2 separate regions of the Homo sapiens genome follow, and region 1 is linked to region 2. The links are chromatin loops, found by intact Hi-C in ENCODE. Cell type or tissue: endothelial cell of umbilical vein. All regions are shown on one strand.

Region 1 (8,000 bases), 400 kb after region 2:
AAGTATTGTTTTAGCTTCTGCATATCTAAAATGTGTTGATTGCACCCTAGACTTGACATAATTAAACCAGTTTTGGAAATCAGTGTTGGAAATCATTTGTTTCTTAGAGTTCTGAAGGTATTCCACCATTGTCTTCCAGCATTCTGCTTGTGGTAAGACCAATGCCATCCTGATGCTCTTTGTTTTGTGTGTGATTGAATTTTGCCTCTGGATGCTTTTCAGGTCTTCGGTTGATTTCTGGCATTCCGGTACGTTGTGATGAGGTATCTCGGGGAGGGCCTTTGAATATCCATTGTCTCCTATGCATCCCTTTTGATGAACCCTTTCAAGGTAGAAACTCATGCTTGTGTAGTTTCTTCCAATATTTCTTTGATACTTTCCTTCTTTGTATATTCTCTGTTCTTTATTTCTGGAATGCTGTTTTGGACAGCATCTCAAATTTCCTTGTCTTTCCTATTTTCTGTTTTTATTTTTGGTTCTCCTTTCTGTGGTATTTGCTCGACTGTCTTCTAAATTCTCTGTTGAATTCTTTAATTTTTATGACCATGTAATTTCTAAGACCTTTCTAGTTTCTGATTATTTCCTTCACATAGCATTCTGTTCTTGTTTCATGGATGCACTATCTTAACATACTTTAATTAACATTCTTTAAGAATATAACAGGATTTTTTTTTTTTTTTTTTTGAGACGGAGTCTTGCTCTGTCGCCCAGGCTGGAGCACAGTGGTGCGATCTCAGCTCACTGCAAGCTCCGCCTCCCGGGTTCACACCATTCTCCTGCCTCAGCCTCCCGAGTAGCTGGGACTACAGGCACCCACCACCACGCCCGGCTGATTTTTTGTATTTTTAGTAGAGACAGGGTTTCACTGTGTTAGCCAGGATGGTCTTGATCTCCTGACCTTGTGATCCGCCCATCTTGGCCTCCCAAAGTGCTGGGATTACGGGCATGAGCCACCGCACCTGGCCAAATATAACAGGACTTTTGAAGTTCTTTTTATTTTCCCTGCCTATCCCCTCACCTCCAAGTTCTTTTTGTGTTTGTGTTAACCCTGCCTTTCTTGTCAGGGGCTTTCCCCAGATGGCTGTCAGCTTTTAGAGTATATCCATATTGGACAGGTCGAAAGTTCTACGTGCATGTGCTGCAGATGCCCTGTGCCGTGCAGCTCAGCATGCATAGGTGGGGTAGTTGGTTGATGAGCTTTTCTTTAGGAGAACAGATTTTGAGCTATCTTTTTTTGTTGGAACCCTGCACACAACTGTCATTATGTAGATGGTTTTCCTCTCAGGTGGTTGGTTTTCTCCAGAGAAGAACCCTTGAATCTCCTGCCTGTGGAGGTGGACGTGTGGTTGGTGTTCTGGGTGCCCCTTGCCCTGAGCTCTGTTCTCCATGGTGCCTGTTTCCTGGGTCTGCAGCCCCTTCTCAGTTTCTCTGAAGAGTAAACCTCTCCCCTGCTTGGGGAGGAGCATGGGGGTTACGTAGTAGCCTGGCTGCATAACATGGGCTTAGTAGCTCAGTTTTCCATCATGAACCAGAGCCTCATCTTTCATGGTTCCTGTGCCTCCGAGGGCTGGGCTACTGGGGTGTCTGTCAGTCCAGATGGCTTTGTTCTCAAGTTTCCTCCACAGTGGATATGAATGTTTGCAACTTACACTCAATTACAACGCTTTCCTCTACTTTTCTCCAAGTTTGCTGAAATCTTTATTTGTGGATATCTCCTCTCTTTTTGCTTTGTCCTCATAGGTTAAAACGTTTTAAAATTCCCTAACAGTAGGAAATTTAGTAGGGTTTTGGAAGGGAGAGGAGGTGTAAGATGGTCACTCTTCCATGTTTAACTGGAAGTGGAAAGTCTAGGCTTTTGCTTCAGGCCTGGGAGGTGCACATGAAACAGTCCCTCCCAGTGGCTGCCTGGGGGGTCCCTGAAGGGTGTGAGACCACCGTGAATCCTGGGGCAGGGCACTTGCAGTACATGTGCTATGTGTTTGCTAGTATTGTTTTAGATGTTTGATCTCCTAGCCTTTGCTTTTCTTTGTATTTTTCCTGCTTTAGTCCATTTCCCTTCTAGCTCCTTCTGTTCTCATTTATCTTCTGCTGCTGCTTGGAGTTACATTTTCAGCAAGTCTGTAACACCTCTCTGAACCAAAGGCTCTCAAGTTCATCTTTCTTTCTCCAAGCCTACGCCTGTGCTGCTGTCATGAGTGGCGAGCTTCTGTTTCTTCTGTCTTCTTGTCAGTCCCAAGTGCCCTTTTACAGAGAATGCCTGTTTTTCACTGTCTAGCTCAGTTACCAGGAGTCCCTGTGAATGACACCCACAGGTCCCTCAAAGAAGTCAGATTTCTCTTGGACCTGATAAAGCAAACAAAATGTGACCCAAGCAGGCTGAGTTGGACGGGTCCCTTCTTACCTTCGCCCTCTGCCATGTTGACATTCTTATCTGATGGCACAGGCTGGGAGTTCAGGATCCACTTAGATGGGGTCCGTTCAGGGGATACCAGCGTTCACATTTTTCCTTTTAAGAAAGGGTCTTGGCCTGAATGTTCCCCATCCGGACACAGGCTGCATGTCTCTGTGAGTGTCAAAGCTGCCATGACCATCTCGGTAACCTACTCTTACTCCACAATGTCTATATTCACTGCAGGGCTCTATGATTAGTCCATAATGTAAATGCCTGGCCCAAGACGTATGGCCTGAGTTTATCCAAGGCCCAAACGATTACCAAACATTCCTCTTAGATAGAAGACAGATTTCTTTCCCTTGGCAAAGATCTTCTACTAAGATATGTTACAGGATGTTTTACATTCTCTTGGTCTTATAATAACACCACGCCCAATCCAGTATTTGATGCGTCGGTGGTCACTCGGAAGGTTGTTATTTTAAAAATACTTATTGTTCTCAGTCTGCAGTTCTCACAGCTGTAAAAAAAAAAAAAAAAAATACAGTCTTGTTTCCACCTTTCCAGAGTTTTATGGCACCTGGGAACTGGGATCAAGCTGGGACTGGGTCCAAGATTGGGGTGGGTGAGTGGCGCTTGCGTCAGGGAATGTGAGTGCCCTGCAGGCTGGAAGGGATGCTCTGGTTGTAGCCTTAAGATAAACAGATTGGGCTGGACATCTGTGGTTTCAGATTAGGCAGGAAGGAAATCATCTCCTACCTGGATTACTCAATATCTTCCTTACTGGTCCTGCAGTGATCCTGGGAGGGTGATATGATCGGCTTTGTTTACAGATGGATGAACCAGATGAGTCCCTAGGAAGTGAAGTGACTGGCCCAGGATCACGATGAACTCTCAAGGCCAAGTTTGAACCCAGGCCTTCTGACTCCAAGCCTGTAGTCCTTTCACTGGCCTACAGCTGCTTCCTGAGCCCCTTTCCTGGTTCAGTCAGGCAAAACAAACCAGCTTCCTGCGAGTTAAGGGGGAAAAGGGTTTAATGGGGACTGACTCATTGAGATTGGCAGTCCCCTTTGGTTAATTTCATCAGGTCATCTCCTAGCGTTCCATTTCCTTTTGTGGAGACACAGATCAGAGGCAATCTGGCTCTGTATGAACTCACTTTGTGACTCTGGGTGAATCATTTCCCTCTCTGGGTTTCAGGTTCCTCATTGCACAGTAAGTATATTGGAATTCAGTGGTTCTCAAATCTGCTGGAACGTCAGAATCACCTGGGGACATTTTCTTTAAAAAAAAAAAGCCAGCTCTATTGAGTCACATTTTACAATCAATGAGTTTTAGTAAGTTTACCAAGTTGTGCAACTATCAGCATAAATCAGTATTAGAACATTTTTATCATGTCAGTAATATCCCCATCCACTCCCACTCCCTGCCCTAGGCAACAAGTAAGCTATGTACTTTCTGCCCCTGTAGATTTACCTTTTCTGGATGTTTCACATAAATAGAATCATGCACTGTGTGGTCTCTTGCATCTGGCTTCTGTTACTTAATATAACATACTTGAGGTTCATTAATACTGTAGCATGTATTGATAGCCTATTCCTTTCTATTGCTCAATAATATGGCAATTGTATGATATGTCACATGTTATTTATCTACTTATCAGTTGATGGATATTTGATCCAGTTGATGAGTCATGAATGATGCTGCTTAGAACATTCATGGACACATTTTTGTGAGGGCGTATGTTTTCATTTCTCTTGCGTATATACCTAGAAGTGGAATTACTGGGTCAAATGGTAACTCTTATGTGTAACTTTTCAGGAAATAGCCAAACTGTTTCCCAAAGTGTCTGTACCATTTTACATTCCCATCAACAATAGATAAGGGTTACCCTCTGGAGAGCTTTTTAAAAATTGTCATTTCTGTGCCCTACCCACCTGAGGTCTGGCATGGGGCCCAGGAATCTGCATTTTATGAGCTCCCCAGGTAATTCAGATACATCTGGTTCGTGGATATGTGTTTCGGCCCACTAAGACCGGATGACCTCTGAAGCCTCCCTAAGGCCTGTTGTCTCTATTAGTCTGTGCCTCTCGGGCAAGACGCACCTTCCTGCCAAGTCTCTCTGGGTGTTTGTCTTTGGATCAGAGAATCAGTACGCAGAGCAGGGCTGAGGGAGTTGGCCAAGCAGCGTGCATAACTCTGCGCAGCACCTGTCCTGCATTATCCTCCACACTGGCCAAGGCTTTGTGTCCCTGGCTTCATGGACATAAAATTTTATCACAGGTTTTTATGTGTTATCACATTGTAAAAGTGCCATAAAATCAAGGGTCCAGTTTTCAGTGCATCTGAAAACGTCGTATTCCTTTAAGTTATAATCTTGGTTGCAGTCATTTTGGTAACTTGTTGAGAAGCCTCATCCCGACCCTGCCATTTATTAGCTATAACTAGATTTTTAATTGCTCCGAGCCTCTGTTTTCTCATCTGCAAAATGAGATTAATAACATCGACATCATGAAGTCTCTTGAAAGGATTAAATGAGATAACCTGTGAAATGCTACTGTAATGGACCTCAGTGCTCTTTTCTTTCTTTTGGCTGTTTCTGCCCCATCCCTGCTTCCATTATTATACATCTTTTCATGAGCTTATTGCCCATTTATATGTCTTCTATTGTTTTTAATGAGGTGAAATTCACATAGCATAATATTAACCCATTTCCTTCACATCCTTGTTATTTATTTTTTTTTAATTATATCCATCCTAGTAGTGGGTGTGAAGTGGTATTCATTGTGGTTCTGATTTGCATTTCTTGAATGGCTAATGATGTTGAGCTTCTTTTCATGTTTTTGTGTGCTTATTGGCCATTCATATATCTTATTTGCAGAAAAATATTTATTCAAGTCCTTTGCTCTCCTCTTCTTTTTTTTGTTTGTTTGTTTGTTTGTTTGTTTGTTTCTGAGACGGAATCTCGCTCTGTAACCCAGACTGGAGTGCAGTGGCGCAATCTCAGCTCACTGCAACCTCTGCCTCCCAGGTTCAAGTGATTCTCCTGCCCCAGCCTCCTGAGTAGCTGGGATTACAGGCACGTGCCCCCATGCCTGGCTAATTTTTGTATTCTTAGTAGAGACAGGGTTTCACCATGTTGGTCAGGCTGGTCTTGAACTCCTGACCTTGTGATCCGCCTGCCTTGGCCTCCCAAAGTGCTGGGATTACAGACGTGAGCTACCACGCTCGGCCTTTTCCTCCTCCTTTTTAAAGACAGTAGGGTGGTCTCACTATGTTGCCCAGGCTGGATTCCACCTTCTGGACTTAAGCAATCCTTCCACCTCAGCCTCTCAAGTAGCTGGGACTACAGCTGCACACGACTGCACCCTGCTCTTTTGCCTATTTTTAAATTGGGTTGTATGTCTTTTTGTTGTTCAGTTTTGAGAGTTTTTTTGTGTGTTCTGGATACTGGAACCTTATCAGATATATAATTTGCAAACATTTTCCCATTCTGCCATTTGTCTTTTCACTTTCTTGATAGTCCTTTGATGCACAAAAATTTTTATTTTGATGGTTTATCTGTTTTTTTCCTTTCGTTGCTCATATTTTTGGTGTCGTATCTAAGAATTCATTGCCCAAATCTAAGGATGTAAAGATTTACCCTTGTGTTTTCTTCTAAGAGTTTTATAATTTTAGCACTTAAATTTAGGTCTTTGATTCATTTTGAGTTAATTTTTGTATATGGTGTAAGGTAGGGTTCTAACTTCATTTTTTGGAGGGGCTATTCAGTTGTCCCAGCATGATTTGTTGAAGGGACTATGTCCCTTTGAATGGTCTTGGTACCTTTATCCAAAATCAACTGATCATAGATACAAGGATTTCTCTGGACTCTCAATTCTATTTCATTAATCTATATGTCTGACCTTACAATAACACCACACTGTCTTCATTACTGTAGCTTTGTAGCACATTTTATATCAGGAAATGTAAGTCTTCCAACTTTGTTCTTCTTTTTAAAGGCCTCCTTCTGTTATTAACCAGCCATCCCACTGTTATTTTGCTACTAGACCGGGGTATCAGCTATGTATACTGTAAAATTAGCTATACATATCTGGTGTCTCTATTCTTTTTCCACCAGATGAGGCTTTATTTCTTCTCTTCTAGTCCCCCCCTTAGATATTTCCCTCCTTCTGTGAGACTGAGACTGACCCCTGGATATGTGCTGACTTTTTTTTTTTTTTTTTTTTTTGAGGCAGAGTCTTGCTCTGTTGCTCAGGCTCGAGTGCAGTGGTGCGATCTCGGCTCACTGCAATCTCTGCCTCCTGGGTTCAAGCAATTCTCCTGCCTCAGCCTCCTGAGTAGCTGGGACTACAGGCACACGCCGCCACACCCGGCTAATTTTTTGTATTTTAGTAGAGACGGGGTTTTACTCTGTTGCCCAGGCTGGTCTCGAACTCCTGAGCTTGGGCAATCCACCGGCCTCGGCCTCCCAAAGTGCCAGGATTACAGGCGTGAGCCGTGCACACAGCCCAGTGCTGACCTTTTATTTCAATCACCTCAATGGCTGGAGAAGCAGAACCTTTGTTGTTGAGTCCCTGGTACACCCTCAGCACCTGCCTGGTGATCTCAGGTTCTGCCCTGTTATTTCATGAGTCTCTAGTCTGAGTCGCCTTTATCTTACTGAGTTGGACAGGAGGAACAATAACCACATAGCAGAATGACCATTAAAAGAGGCGGGAATGAGGTAACATGACTGTTGATGGTACTCATCTAAATGTTTTAATATATTTTGAAGTTTTAAAACTTAAGCCATTTGCAGTTTTAGTTTAAAATTCTTGGTTTCTTCATAGCAGCAAGTTAAGAATTGTGGATGCTTCGATATTCAACTATTTACACTGTTTAGAGAAGAAGCTGTGCTAGGAGAAAGGGGAGAAAGGAAGACCACTGGAGGCAGCCACTCCTCTGTTCTGGGTATTTCACCTCTGCTCTGAAACTTGCAGGCTGCATTGAGCAAAAGAAAAACAATGTGCTTTGTGACAGCATGCGTGAATGTAGAGGACTTTATGCTAAGTGAAATAAGCCAGGCAGAAGAAGACAAATACTGCATTATCTCACTTGTATGTGAAATCTAAAGAGTTCAGTTCATAGAAGCAGAGAGTAGAATGGTGGCTATAATGGGGAAGAGGGAGCTGTTAGTCAAAGGGTACAAAGTTTCAGTTAGAAGGAATAAGTTCTAGTGATCTATTGCACAGCATCATGACTACAGTTAATAACATATATTTCAAAATTACTAAAAGAGTAGACTTCAATTGTCCTTATCACTAAGAAATGATAAGTATCTTAGGTGATGGGTATGTTAATTTGCCTGATTTAATCATTTTGCAATGTATACATGTGCCATAACACATATTGTACCCCATAAAATTCATACATTTCTTATTTGTCAATTAAAAATAACATTGGGCTGGACGTGATAGCTCACACTTGTAATCCCAGCAATTTGGGAGGCCCAGGCAGGATTGTTTGAGGCCAGGAGTTTCAGAACAGCCTGGGCATCATAATGAGACCCTGTCTCTACCAAAAAAAAAAAAAAAAATATATATATATATATATATATATATTAGCCATG
Region 2 (8,000 bases):
ACTTAAATCCTACCTCACACCAAACACAAAAATCAATTCTGAATTAGATCTAAATATAAAAAGTAAAAACAACAAAGTTTATTACAAACAGCATAGTAAAATGTTTTAAGTATTAAGAATAAGGAAAATTATTGGTAATTTGGACTACATCAGAATTAAGAACTTCAGTACATCAAAAGACATTATTAAGAACCAAGAGGCAACCCATAGTGGGAGAAGATAAAAACATTTAACTGAAAAAGGACTTCCAGGTAGAATCTATTAAAAATTCTAAATCAACAAGAAAAGACAGACAATCCAACAGAAAAATGGGCTAGATTTAAAAGGGCATGTCACTGAAGGCTACCTAAATATCCAATTAATATTTGAAAAGGTGTTTCCTTACTAATTTCATCAGTAATCGGGGGATGAAAAGCAAAAACATTACTACGCACTCTGCAAATGGACTCAGATGTGAAAGACTAGAAATCCCACGTATAGGCAAGAATGTGGAACAATGGAAACTATCAAACTTGTGGTAGAAGTGTAAATTGGTACAAGTATTTTAGAAAACTATTTGGTATTATCTACTGAAGTTTAATGTAATACTATGACCCAGCAATTCTAGGTATATATCCTCAGAAATGTGTGCACACGTGGACCAAAACACATATACAAGAGTTTATGGTAGTATCACTTATGATAGCCCCAATGGGTAAAAACCCAAATGTTCAACAATAGACAGACAAATTTTGGTATATTCATACAATGGAATACTACATAATAATGAAAATGAACTACTGTTCTATGCAACAATATGGATGAATCTCAAAAATGTAATGTTGAACAAAAGAAGCCAGACACAGAAAATGGCTACAGTATGATTTGATTTATATGAAATCCCCCCCCCAAAAAAAAGCAAACTTGGTTACCTTTGAGGAGAGGGGAGGGGCTGGATATGGGGTGATATAGGGACTCCTGGGGTGCTAGCAATGTTCTGTTTCTTTGACTTGGGTTGTGGTTACACATGTTCAGTTTATGATAATTTAATGACTTGTCCACTTAAGATTTGTTCACTTTTCTGTGTATTTGCTATAGTTCAAGTCAACAATTTAAAAAATTCAGTTGGGTTTTTTAAAAAAGAATGCAAAATTAACAGTTAAGGGAAAACAATAAATAAGCCCCTTTCTTTCCTTGGAAGTGGTGTCTTATCTTTTTGGAAGCCCCCTAAAGATATGTAACACTCATATTTATATTGATCCATATATAGCACCAAGCACCCAGAACAGTGTCTACAATAGCTCTTCAATAAATGTTGCAGAATCACTGGAAATCTGATTTTTAGACAGTTAGTCCTGGGATTGGGAAGAAAAACATTGGGTGGGGGAAGAAGTCAGATAGACAAGCCAATTTTTTAGCGATGTGGTTAGGGTTCTTTATCCAGACCAGGCTAAACATTTATTGCTATCAACTCAAAATCTTTTTAACCTTATATACTTTTAAAGTGACTATTTTAGAACTCACAGTTTTCTAGTAATTCAGCAAGTATATTAATGTACTATGGATTGTTATAAATGTTGGCTGGTTATACTTACTAAATGGAAAACAGATTTATTATGTATGCTGGATCTGTTTCCCAACGGTTAGTTTTTATGGGTTATAAAGACTTTGGTTGTTTGACTAGCTTGGCTTTTCTTCTCCCAATTTTTGATTAGGTTGTGTAATTATGAAGAAGAAAAATGGTGTAGGGGGATGTGTGTGGCACATGTTTAGTATTTATCTCTCTTGCTACACACATATATATGTATGTGGATGTATATGTTTGGGCAAAGTTTGTATAGGTGGTGATGGTGGACAGATGGTTCAAGGAAAGGACAGCTATCTTGACAGGTATACAGCTTGGTGAGGAGGGAAACTGGCAGATAATTGAAAATTCAATTATAATGCAAAAATTTGTTCTTATAGTCATGTAATCATTCCATAAATATTTATTGAATTACTTAAATTTGTAAAATATTGTTTTAGGCACTGCAATACAATGGCAAAGAAATCAGACATGATCCTAGCTCTCATGGAGCTTACATTCTAATATGAGAAACAAATATTAAGCAAACTACACAATTATTTCATGGCAATTATGGTAAGTGCTACTGAAGTATCTGTGCTATTGAATCACATGGAGTACACGAAGAATGAGAGTACATAACTAAGGGATCAAGGGGAAAGATGTTTAGCTGATTTTTAAGGGAAAAAGACTTAATTGGCAATGATGGGAGTGGGAGGGGCATAGTTCCAGGATATTATAATACATGCAACAACTGAGCAAAGTCTTGTTGGTAGGAAGTAATATAGTATAGTATGTCCAAGAACTGAAAGGTCAGCATGATGGTACACAGTGAGCAACAGGGACAGTGGCCTTGGTTAGGGCTAGTGTGGTATGCAGGGGGAAAAAACATGCAGGGCCATGTAAATTGGGTTAATAATTTTGCTCTTTATCTTAATAATTGCAAGATGCCATTAAAGGGTCTTAAATACCCACCCCAATGTAGGAAGCAGGTTAGTACTGCAGAAAGAGTGTTGGTCTGGCAACCGGACCTAAGTAAGGATTACAGACCCCTGAGGAAATTACTAACCTCTTGCTATAATTTAATCTGTGTAATGGTGGCAAGGCTGAAGTTTATCACAAGGAAGGCTGGAAAGTTTTCTTTAAAATGGTACGTGGGGAAGAAGGTAGTAGTAACCAGATGCAAAATGAGTGCAAACAATGTTTAGAAGGAACAGAAAAGTAGGCAGAAGAGAGCAAGATGGGGAAAGTCAGCTCACTAGGGATACTGAACTTAAAGGCAGCTGGAGCTAGTTATCAGTCATAAAGGAAGCTTGGGGTGGGAAGGGATTTATTAGCAAGCTCCATCATCTTCATCTGTAGCTCCACATCTCCTTCGCCCCATCATTTGTGACACAAATAAGGGACTTTCCTCAAGCTTATGTAATGTTATGCAACACAGTTTCAAGCACTCCAATCCTGGAGATTTGCTCAAATTAAACCCTTTCTATTTAAAAACTCTGGAGCAGCGAGTGAAAGCAACTCACTACTCTGCAGGACAAGACTCTGTGTGTGTGTGTGTGTGTGTGTGTGTGTGTGTGTGTGTGTGTGTGTGTGTGAGTTTTGGGGGAGGAGCAGTTAGAAGGAATTAACTGGGTCACTTAATTCCAAAGTGTTAATGATAAGTGGGACCTTGGAGATCACCTCTAAAGCACACCCCTAACTTTGCAGATTAGAAAACAGGAACTTTCGAGATGAGGTGCCTTTCCCAAGGTGACACTAAGTGGAGGAGCCCAGCCAGAGTCCAGGGGTCCTTACACAACCTTCGGTGGTCTCTCTTTACCTGTGAAGCTGCAGCCTGCTTCCCAGCTCGGGGGCGTGTACAGGAGACTGGACCTGGGGCAGCCTCAGAATGCCTGGCTGCCTGGAGCTCTCCTCGCGTGTCCAGGCGGCCTGCTTGGTCTCCCTCCTCTCCCCTCTTAGGTGCCGGGGCGGGCACCCGGTGCAGGGTGGGCACGGCGCCTGCCACCAGCCTCAGGCGCTGGGAGAAGCGCAGGTTCTTCTGGATAACCGAAGAGACGTCAAAACAGGCTGGGGCAAAGTGGTCAGAGCAGATGACCGAGCGGTCATTGCCTCCGTACCAGTCGGCGCGGCAACCCCGCACGAAGCGGTCCCAGAGCAGCCGCACGGCCCGGTCCTTGGGAAAGCGGAACAGCGACTTCCCAGACTTGGTGGTGTTGCCGCAGTGGGCGGCCACACAACGGGCCGGCATGGCGGCCGTCTTCGGTGCGCGGGAGCCGGGTTCCCTGGACCTTCGCCCTTGGGCACGCTCCTCGCAGCGGCCTCGGCGAGGCAAGTCCTCCCCTCCTCACCTGTCCACTCCGGGTCGGGATTGTTTCCTTCCCTACCTCTGGTCACCGGAAGTGGCGATCTGGGGCCCCCAATGGGAGGGCTCTTTGATATCTTCCTCCTCCTCCTCCCTGCGCTGCTCCCCAGGAGCCAGTGGACACAAGCAGAGGGATACAAATTTCGCGCGGGCAGCGCTGAGGTGGGCCGTAAAGAGGAACGGACCGGAAGTGGTGGTGGTTATAGCAACCAGTGTGGCCAGCCTCTTCCCCAGCTTATCCTCCTCCCAATACTCCCGCTCTGTTTTTATGAGGCTGGGAAAATAGAACGAGGAAGTGGTGACGCACTGGGCTCTCACGAATACAACTAGAAGCTGCAACGACTGTGTGGCTCTATCGATTCGGGAGAGGTCCAGACCGGAAATGGTCGTTTCCATGGTAACCCTGAGCAGGTTGCCTGGGAGATGACCTCTTTCGGGTCTCTTTGAATCTCCGCTGTAGCGTCACCTGGAAGGCAGATCTAACAGAGAACCTGGACTGTCTCCTATCATGATTCCCGGGAAATATCGCTCTGTTTCTGGCCGGGCTGCGAACAACGTAAGTTGGGCCTTCTACTTTCTCTTTCTTCCCACTGGTACTCTTTCTGACTGGCGTCTTTGTCCTAGGAGATGGGCTGTATTATTAGGACCGGCACCGCTGGGTCTACTCAAGCTATTGTCTGACCAGGGTTTGAGGTTCGTGGGCTGGACCAAGGCACAATTTAATATTGTATGATGGGTACTCAAAGTCTTGTCCAGGATCTGGGCTCCCCAGAAGGTGGAGCTGGTCTGCTGTGAAAGGCTTGGGTTTATTTAAATTCCTTTGGCCAGTCAATTCCTTTTTCTTTTCTTTTCCTTTTAACTGTGAAGAGAATTTATCATTAGGGACTCCCACCTCCTTCACCTGTCTCATTGAGATGTTTATTTAGACCTGAATGGCAAATGTCGAAAGCCTGAGGTACTAACTAGAGGGTTAAATTGCTGCCGACATTTTGGAAAATAAATCAGTGAAACCTTTTAATTCTTAGATGTGATTTTATTGTTTTCAGCAAATCCTCAGAACAAGATCATTTACCAGAAACAGAAATAGAGCATTGTGTTCTATTTTTTTGTTGTATTTCTGTTTGTACCTTTTTTTTTTTTGGAAATATGTGTTTGTGTATTAAGAGCAAATTTTATGGTTTAATTTTTACATTTCAGGTGAACTGCGGGCTTCATCTGGTTATTCAAACATCATCGCTTCCTGAAAAAAACAAAGTAAGATTTAAGAAGGTTGGCATTTAAATTGAAGATTGTTTTAAATTCTACACAAATAGCAGCATGACTTAAAGTGTAGATAGATTCTAAACTGAAAAATTTAAGTAGATTTGCTTTGATTTCCAGTTTAAAGCTAGTTCTTACTTTCTGCCTACATAAAGCTAAAATAGCCCTCTTTAAAAAACTTAATGTGATTTTATTGATTACAAAAGGGTAAGGGTTTTTTTGTTTTTTTTTTTTGACATTTACACTTTTTTTTTTCTTGAGACAGGGTCTAGCTGTATCACCCAGGCTGGGGCGCTGGGGTGCAGTGGCACAATTTTGGCTCACTGCAACCTCTGCCTCCCAGGCTCAAGCGATCCTCCCACCTCAGCCTCCTGAATAGCTGGGACCACAGGTGCATGCCACCACGCCCGGCTAATATTTTTGTATTTTTTGTAGAGACAGGTTTCACCATGTTGCCCAGGCTGTTCTCGAGCTCCTGAGCTGAAGCAATCCGCTTGCTTTGGCCTCCCAAAGTGCTGGGATTACAGGCAACAGCCACCGCACCCAGTGATATTTACACATTTCTGAAATCAGGAGCCTTCTTAAAATTGATGGCATGTCATAGTTTAATTGGGGAGGTTTTTTTTCTTTCTTAATAGAGGGTAAAATAATGGTATGTCTTACTACTAATGACACCTTAGATAAAATGGTAATTGGGAGGGCATATCCACACATCCCATTTAAAATCAGGGAAGAAAAAAATAGGTTAGCAGTGGACACATGTTAGACTTAACGTTATTTAGAAGTTACGATATGAATATGAGATTTTTTTCCCCAAGATTATTTCCCCATAATGTCTCTAGCATTTCTAGAATTTCTGGCTTTTGATTTAATTTTTGAGATTTTGAGATAAACATGTTTTTCTTTCCTTTCTGTCTCACCTCAGCATTTATACTTACCTACTTTCTACACACTATGTCTCAAGACACAACATGATTTTTCCTCCTTTGACCAAGTTGGAAACCTCTAACCATCACAATTCAGGTGTGTCCTAAAAAGTTATTAAATAGGCGTCACTGGAAGAACTCTAAAGTGAAGGGCAGAGTTCACACATAACAGCATGAAGAAGGGTAAGAAAAGGCATGAGGAAGGTAAATGGAAGGACATCGTTAGTCAAGGAGGCAGCTGTTGATTACATTATATATGAATATGAAAATGGTAAACACTCAGAAAATAGACAATTTGATCATCTCAAATAAACAGCAGTTAGATTAATTGAAAATATTATTTATTATAATTGAGCATAATGGATTCTCTCCAGAGCTTTCCTAATTGATTTCTCTGGACAAATCCTTTTCCACCATTATAATGTTTCTAGAGCTGTGTGCCTCATCTAAATATTTTTTCCAAACCATTCACTTTCTCTTGTGTGGACATCTATTCTGAGAAAATACCTTTAGGTCATATAATTCCTAAGGATATAATGCAAATGCCAACATAATGTTTATAGTATGGATACATTAGAAGTATCTTAATTAATTCAAGATACATATTTGGGGTTTTTTGTGGCTAATCATAAGAAGTTGTTCTGGTTTTGTTTTTCTCAGTCCTCCCACCAGATAATTATTTTAGATCAGTTTTAGATCAAGTGAAAACCTTTCTTAGAAGGCTTAAATATACAATTTTATTATATTATAATAGGACATTTAAAAGGATTATAATGATCAAAACAGTGATTTTTTCAACAGCATTTTATTTATATTGTGTGTTTTTTTTTGAAGCAAATGATTCTTTTAATCATTGTATTTGTGGTGAGAGCGTGGAGGGATTGGAAGTGTCTCAGCTTGGAATATCTTGTATCTGACCTCATAAAATTGATCCTGATTTTGTGGGTGGTAAAATACAATGATAGAGGTGCAGCCATCACCTCTATCTAGTTCCAGAATTTTTTCATCATTCCAAATGGAATCCCTGTACCCATTAAGCAGTTACTTCCCATTCCCTGCTTCCCTTAAATGCCTGGAAGCCACAAATATGCTTTCCATCTCTATGGATTTGCCAATGTGGTATTTTGTGTCAGTTTTCTTTCACTTGGCATGATGTTTTCAAGGTTCATCCACATTGTACCATGTGTATCAGTTATTATATGTTTTTTTAATTTATCTTCACTGCTTGGTGTTAAATTTGTCTCCAAATATTTTTTTCTTTAATAATGTTTTTCAGGTTGAATTCAAGCTAAATAAAGACACATCGTCATTCCCCGGTAGACTTTTACAACATGACCTTGAAAGAAACTACTCAAGTAGGCAAGGTATTGTCAGTGAATAGAGATCAGATGTGGTTCATCATCTTTGAATAATATTAAGTGTTTAATAATGTTGAATTACTAGATCCAAATAAACTTGAATTTAAAATGAAATTGTTCATTGGGACCAAATTGGTTTGGTATTTTTTTAAATCATTGGTTATATATATGTAGCATAGTAGATTATTTCCAATACAGAAAAAAGCTGTTATTATTTTACTTTGAGGGTGGGCTATACACTAGAGAATGGAAAAAGAATGTTTCAAATACTGTATTAGAACAGTATTTGGAAGTCGCTAATTAGAGTAAGAGTATGGGAACACAAATATTAAGGAAATCAGGAAAGAATGTAAAGTCAGGAGTAGAGAAGAAACAATCTTTCCCTGTTACTGTCACATATAATTATAGATTTTATATTAAAGGCTTTAAACTCTAGTGTCTATCACTTGGGATCTTGGGATCTTGTTAAAAATGCACATTCTTAGTGCTCCCCCTCCATCTTCCCCATTCTGATTTTGTAGGTCTTGAGCGGGATTTGGAAATGTGCA

Evidence for each region. A loop is a pair of places that touch in the nucleus more often than their neighbours do. Peaks named below come from ENCODE experiments on the same cell type or tissue, not always from the same donor. Only the 100,000 strongest peaks of a DNase experiment are listed, where the experiment ranks them.
Region 1: it touches region 2 in a loop (10-fold over the local background); 3 of 110 quality-filtered maps call a loop at or near these places.

The regions. Positions count from the first base shown.
Region 1 is chr15:71,292,011-71,300,010 of GRCh38, forward strand. The region is part of intron 6 of THSD4 (thrombospondin type 1 domain containing 4); the gene reads left to right. LOC124903520 (a long non-coding RNA gene) reads right to left here. Exons shown (of 2, transcript XR_007064700.1): 1 at 3,149-8,000; 2 at 1-2,909. Among named protein-coding and RNA genes, the nearest start is that of THSD4-AS1, 110 kb to the left of the region's middle. RefSeq lists an enhancer at 2,851-4,050 and a silencer at 3,300-3,594. In endothelial cell of umbilical vein, no CTCF peak of the experiment used is centred here; DNase peaks (open chromatin) are centred at 2,221, 3,291 and 4,061; H3K27ac peaks cover 3,313 bases.
Region 2 is chr15:70,888,479-70,896,478 of GRCh38, forward strand. THAP10 (THAP domain containing 10) reads right to left here and starts at 3,955. Exons shown (of 3, transcript NM_020147.4): 1 at 3,366-3,955. The coding sequence starts at 3,794. LRRC49 (leucine rich repeat containing 49) reads left to right here and starts at 4,348. Exons shown (of 16, transcript NM_017691.5): 1 at 4,348-4,464; 2 at 5,106-5,162; 3 at 7,371-7,458. The coding sequence starts at 4,417. RefSeq lists an enhancer at 3,610-4,308. In endothelial cell of umbilical vein, a CTCF peak has its summit at 4,677 (motif pointing right); DNase peaks (open chromatin) are centred at 4,163 and 4,673; H3K4me3 peaks cover 1,782 bases; H3K27ac peaks cover 1,831 bases.